2 separate regions of the Homo sapiens genome follow, and region 2 is linked to region 1. The links are chromatin loops, found by intact Hi-C in ENCODE. Cell type or tissue: gastrocnemius medialis. All regions are shown on one strand. Each heading gives the region's core, and the rest is flanking DNA. Links, peaks and the distances in the headings are about the cores only. Region 1 holds the start of MYBPC1 (myosin binding protein C1). Region 2 overlaps LOC105369935 (a long non-coding RNA gene).

Region 1 (2,924 bases), core at 106-2,605:
CATTTTCATCATGACCAAAAGAAACCCCATATGCACTGGCAGTCACTCCCAATTCCACCTCCCTTAGGCCACTGGCAAACACTGATATACTTTCTCACCATATGGATTTGCCTGTCCTAGATATTTCATATAAGTGGAATTGTACAATGTGTGTTCTATTATTTTTTATTATTATTATTATTAATTTGAGATGGAGTTTCGCTCTTGTTGCATAGGCTGGAGTGCAATGGTACAATCTCGGCTCACCACAACCTCCGCCTCCTGGGTTCAAGTGATTCTCCTGTCTCAGCCTCCCGAGTAGCTGGGATTACAGGCATGCACCACCATGCCCAGCTAATTTTGTATTTTTAGTAGAGACGGGGTTTCTTTATGTTGTTCAGGCTGGTCTCGAACTCCTGACCTCAGGAGATCCACCCCCCTCAGCCTCCCAAAGTGCTGGGATTGCAGGCATGAGCCCAGCAGTGATCTATTATTTTATAGTCTACGTTTGTATGTCTGACTGACTTCTTTCACTTAGTGTAATGTTCTCAAGCTTCATCCACGTTGTAGCATGTGTCATTGCCTCATTCTTTTATATGTCCTATAATTTTGAAAAATGATGTTTTTGGAAAAAAATGCAAACGCAGAGTATCCCCTAATAGAAATCTTTGCTATTCTTAGAGAAGAACATGAGACAAGTTATTTAACCTAGAGATTTGGCTTGAAAAATTAATATTGACATATCAATGAGGAATAAGAAAAAATATAAATGCAATAATTAAGGACTGATGAAAATGAAAAGCTAATTGGAGCATAAAAGTGATCATCTGAATACAAAGACTTTTCTGCCTAATCTTAGTGAAAATTAAGGTATAGGTTGGATTGGCATATTATGATTTTTAATTTGTTTTTTTAATCATCCAGCAAACTTTTTGCACTCCTGAGTCAGCACATGCATCTGTCAGAGAGAGAAGAGCAAGACGGAGCACGAGGCTGCAGCTGAATTTAGAAAGTTAGAGGTGTTCTCATCAGCCACATGAGATGGGCAGGAGATTCCTTCCAGTAGGCGAGAGAGCAGAGTGCAGACAACAGATGTGAGAAAGGTCCCCATAGCTGTCAAGTTCCTGCATCCTTGTGCTGAAGAAAGGGAGGTGCCATCATGATTGATGTTCAGAGGCAGTATAAAAGCACTGGGTTTCTCCCCAACTGCTTGTCACACCGACCTGCACCATCTCTCGCCTGCCTGTGGGGTTTCTGTCAACTAGTCGTGGAGGGAAGGAGACTCTTTAAAGAATAACATCTTATTGTGGCCATGCCAGAACCCACTAAGAAAGAGGGTAAGACTTATCTAGAAATCTTTTTGTTGTACTCCTGAATAAAGTGTTTATTTTGGTATTTATCTTCAAACAAATAACAAATATCTTAACTAGATGAGAAAATAAAATCACTATGATTTAAGGAAACGATCTTTTAGATTAAACAGACCAGAGGAAAAATACAGCGAGAGTATATTGAATTGAAAAATTTCTGATAACGATAGTTTCTAAAGGGATATTGACTAAAATTATCAAATGATAATTCTATCATTCAATTGTAAAGAATCCTTAAAGTGTAATTTAAGGATGTTAATTGCTGATGGTAAACAGATTACGTTTTCAAGCATATTTTCTTAGATTTAATCACAAATTTTTTACCATGTATTTGCAATTTGCAGAGAGTAGGAGACTTAAAATATTTTCTCAAATGGTTAATACATTGGATCAAGATTTCAAAAAAGAATTTGTGACATTATTTCCATATTTGCTACTTTTTTTAATGGAAACATATTTAAAATATACAGACGAAGGGTTTTTTTTGTTCTTATCAGTGCCTTTGGAGGTTCGTTATTAAATTCTTGCATGGAAAGAAAACCAAACACCTGATAAAAAAGGATGTCCCTGAATATCATGAATAGATTGTTCTTTCATGAGTTTTATTGTAGAGAATTTCATAATATGTAGTAGGCTTTAAGAATAGTTAAGCTGAAAGTATAAAAATATTCTTCCTTAGAAGAAATGTTTTCCCTAACAAAGTTTCTCCTTTCTATAAAAAAATTAGTGTATTAAAGCTACCAATTGGTAACAGAAGTAAATTGGAATTAGTAGTTATGAAAATAAATAATAATAAGCACAAATTAATACTATGCATGCATTGAATTTAATTTTTAATTAAAATATCTTTTAAAAATATTATTTCATTTATATTCATCTTCATTAATGCTTACTGAATCTTTATTTTTCCCTTCTGCAAATAAAAGAAAAAGAAAGATTAGCAGGAAACATAAAAATAGTCATAGTTTTCAGTTTTTAATTCTTAAAAATGCTTTAGCTATTATTTTAAGGAACCTTGAAAAAGATGTTGAAATACTAACCAAATTATCAAAAGTCTTTTAAACATATTTTCTTTATATAATTAAGTAACCAGTGTTGACAGGCTGTGGTGATCAGTTTACAGGTTGGCCTTACTTAGTGGCAGAGGGCATTGATGGATGAAGTCTTTCACCCAAAATAACCACACCAAATGCATGTATTAATATGGGAACTTAATCCTGACTGTCAGGCAGGGAGTCCAACCCCTGCTAAAGTATCTTATTTGTAATGCAAATGATTTACGTGTGTACTAAGTGTCCTTTTTATCTGCTCTGTCACTTTAACCTCTCCGAAGTGTACCCAGAAGCAATACATTCTACCATGTTTCCAAACTGGAAACACAATATTGTTTTAATTATTCTGAATTTAGTGAATGATTTTGCATTTGTTTTTTTAAAGCCTAATTGAAAATGAGAAGAAAGCTGAAAAACCAATAAATAAGGTGACAGCCTGTAAGAGCCAATAAAGCTAATTAAATTATTCTGATCGCAAAGGCGATGAAGTTTACTTTTCATTTGACAACTCAGTCTGATTCAC
Region 2 (2,924 bases), core at 158-2,657, 67 kb before region 1:
CAAGAAGAAAATTGAGAGTGAAAACCGTCTCTCTAAATTGGAGAGCTGAAGACTGAAGAGGACAGGTGAGTTCTGCGCTGTCACATGGTGAGGTGAACTTTCTATTTCCCCTATTCAATGTGTTCTTTTTCAACTCTCATAGTCACAGTGCTGGAAGCTCTTTGATGTCCTGCCTTGCAGACTTCATCTCTCCTCTCCCAGGGCTCTCTGCCTTTAGTAGATGTCTGTTAGCCCTACATAAATAGTTGTCTTGGCTCTGGCCAAAGCATTCAACGTTAATTAGTCCCTGTGCACTGACTGTAAACTTTTGGACATGATGCCTGATTAATTTTTACAGCTTCTTTTTACCTTCATTGACTTTTTAGATGTTGTTTGAATACAAATCTATACATCTAATCTGCAAATCACATCAAATCAACATTATATAAACAAATTGAGGACAATTTTAGAAACAGAACACTTTGTTTTATGAGAATAGCAGAAACAAAGCTTGAGCTAAGGATGTGGGTGCTTTCTTACCCAAACCTCACCCTAGAGGATTTCCCTTAATCGCTTGTCTTGGATCCCTTGATCACCGTATCTTTTCCTTAAAAATGGAAATTGCTTCATCTTTTATTTTCTGGTTATATCCACATAATCTATATTTATAAAAAGTTCATAGGCCAGACGCAGTGGCTCTTGCCTGTAATCCCAGCACTTTGGGAGGCCGAGGTAGGTGGATCACTTGAGACCAGTAGTTCAAGACCAGCCTAGTCAACATGATGAAACTCCATCTCTACTAAAAATACAAAAATTAGTTGGGCATGGTGGCACACGCCTGTAATCCCAGCTACTTGGGTGGCTGAGGCACGAGAATCGCTTGAACTCTGGAGGTGGAGGCTGCAGTGAGCCAAGATCGCACCACTGCACTCCAGCCTGTGTGACAGAGTGAGACTCAGTTTCAAAAAAAAGAAAAAAAAGTTTATCGACTAAATATAAAGACTCAATAACCACCATTTTAGGTCTCCTTTTTCTATACACATAAACACATGCAAATACTTTATAAAATGATGCCATAACTTACACTGTTTTGTAACCGTCTTTTTGCATGGAAAAATTTCATATGAATGTATTTCCTTGTTGACAAGCAACACTTCGTATCATCATTTTATAGCTGCATGGTGTTCATTTGTGTAGCCGTCTTATGATGGACTCAACAGATTGAATCTCCAGTCTTTATCTGTGACATTTGCCAGTAAGGTTTTCAAATTTCATATTAACTTTTACCTCTTTCCTAGGGGGCCGGCCCTTTTAGAGTTCAAATTGCAAGTTTAGCAATAAAAATAGAAACCCAGAGCACTGACACCTGAGCTGTAACTCATGTCAGGTCACATCCTGCTGCAGAGTGCCACCACTTTTCCACTGTGAAACATCGCTTGACCAGATTCTCAAAATAGCACTCCCTCTTTTTAGCATGCCGGCGTCTGGCTTGTGTTATCTGGCTCTCTTGAGCCACCAGCAAGAGTTCTCAGCTCCTAGGCCTTGGAGTCCCTCTGCCCCTGTGCCAGACCAGACTTAGCAATCAAGGCACGACGTCGGGGAACTGCAAGCGATTGGGCCTTTGGGACAGCGAGTGGGAATGCAGACACACAGAGCCGGCCAGCTCCCTGTCTCCACCCGTGGCAAGATATCCTGGTGTCAGGCATAGGAGTATTCTGAGTTGGGGATAAAAGGTCAGGGGTACAGGCTTATGGTGTGATCTAAACCCAGCCTAACCAGCTCCCATTTTGTACATGCCGTTATCTGTAAATTATGGAGCAGGTTTGGCAAGGTTATACATTTTTCTTTTCTTTTCTTCTCTCTCTCTCTCTCTTTTTTTTTTTTTAGAGGTGGGGGGTCTTGCTATGTTGCCCAGGCTGGTCTCAAACACCTGGGCTCAAGTGATCCTCTCGCCTCAGCCTCTGGCATACCTGGAACTACAGGTATCTGCCACCAGGCCCAGCAGAATTTTCAATTCTTTAATTATTACTAGAGGTAGTAAACCTAGTGAAAGTGCATGAGCTTCAAAATCAGACTGTCCTGGATTCAAAACTAGCTCTACCACTTATTATTCGTGGAACCCTGCACATAAGACACTGGATACACACTTACAGAGTAAGTGTATTGAGTATATATGTTTGTGAATTTGTTTTCCCAGCTGTAAAATGGGGATGATAATAGTACCCATTTCATAGGGTTGTTGTGAGGACAAATTGATGAATGTATAATTGGCTTACAAAAGGTACTCCGTAAATTAGAGCTGCCAGAAGAGAAGAGATCTTAGCACTCTTCTTACTGAGTCCATTTTAGAGTCCTCATGCTGGATTTATTTGTTCAACAAATAGTTATTAAATAGGCACTGTATTAAGTACTGAGGAGACATGTTGACTAAGACACTGTCCAGGGGTGGGATCTAGAACTATCTCATTCATTGAGTACATAGTTATTCACTGACCACCCCTCCTTTTTTTTGAGACAGGGTATTACTCTGTTGCCCAGGCTAGAGTGCAGGATGTGATCATAGCTCACTACAGCCTCAAACTCCTGGGCTCAAGCAATCCTCCTGCTTCAGCCTCTCTAATAGCTGGGACCCCAAGTGTGCACCACCACATCTGTCTCCACCGTCTATTAATCAGGTACTGAGTACACTATCATCTTCCTCCAAAATGTCTCTTGTGTTTATTTACTTACCTCCATCTCCATTGCCATCATCCAGTCAGCCTCCTAACTGATCTCCCTACTTCCACCCTTGACTCTTTTGTTGTCGTTGTTGGGGGGACAGGGTCTTGTTCTGTCACCCAGGCTGGAGTGCAGTGGCATGATTATAGCTCACTGCAGCCTCAACCCCCTGAGCTCAAGTGATCCTCCTGCCTCAGCCTCCCGAGTAACTGGGACCACAGGCACAC

What was found. Peaks named below come from ENCODE experiments on the same cell type or tissue, not always from the same donor. Only the 100,000 strongest peaks of a DNase experiment are listed, where the experiment ranks them.
Region 2: it touches region 1 in a loop (6-fold over the local background); 1 of 110 quality-filtered maps calls a loop at or near these places.

What each region holds. Positions count from the first base shown.
Region 1 is chr12:101,593,780-101,596,703 of GRCh38, forward strand. It overlaps MYBPC1 (myosin binding protein C1), which reads left to right and starts at 1,192. Exons shown (of 32, transcript NM_002465.4): 1 at 1,192-1,316. The coding sequence starts at 1,292. In gastrocnemius medialis, for the core only: CTCF peaks have their summits at 1,087 and 1,287; DNase peaks (open chromatin) are centred at 1,112 and 2,532; H3K4me3 peaks cover 1,385 bases; H3K27ac peaks cover 2,500 bases.
Region 2 is chr12:101,526,377-101,529,300 of GRCh38, forward strand. LOC105369935 (a long non-coding RNA gene) reads left to right here. Exons shown (of 3, transcript XR_945261.2): 1 at 1-65. Among named protein-coding and RNA genes, the nearest start is that of SPIC, 53 kb to the left of the region's middle. In gastrocnemius medialis, for the core only: no CTCF peak of the experiment used is centred there; a DNase peak (open chromatin) is centred at 1,485; H3K27ac peaks cover 2,500 bases.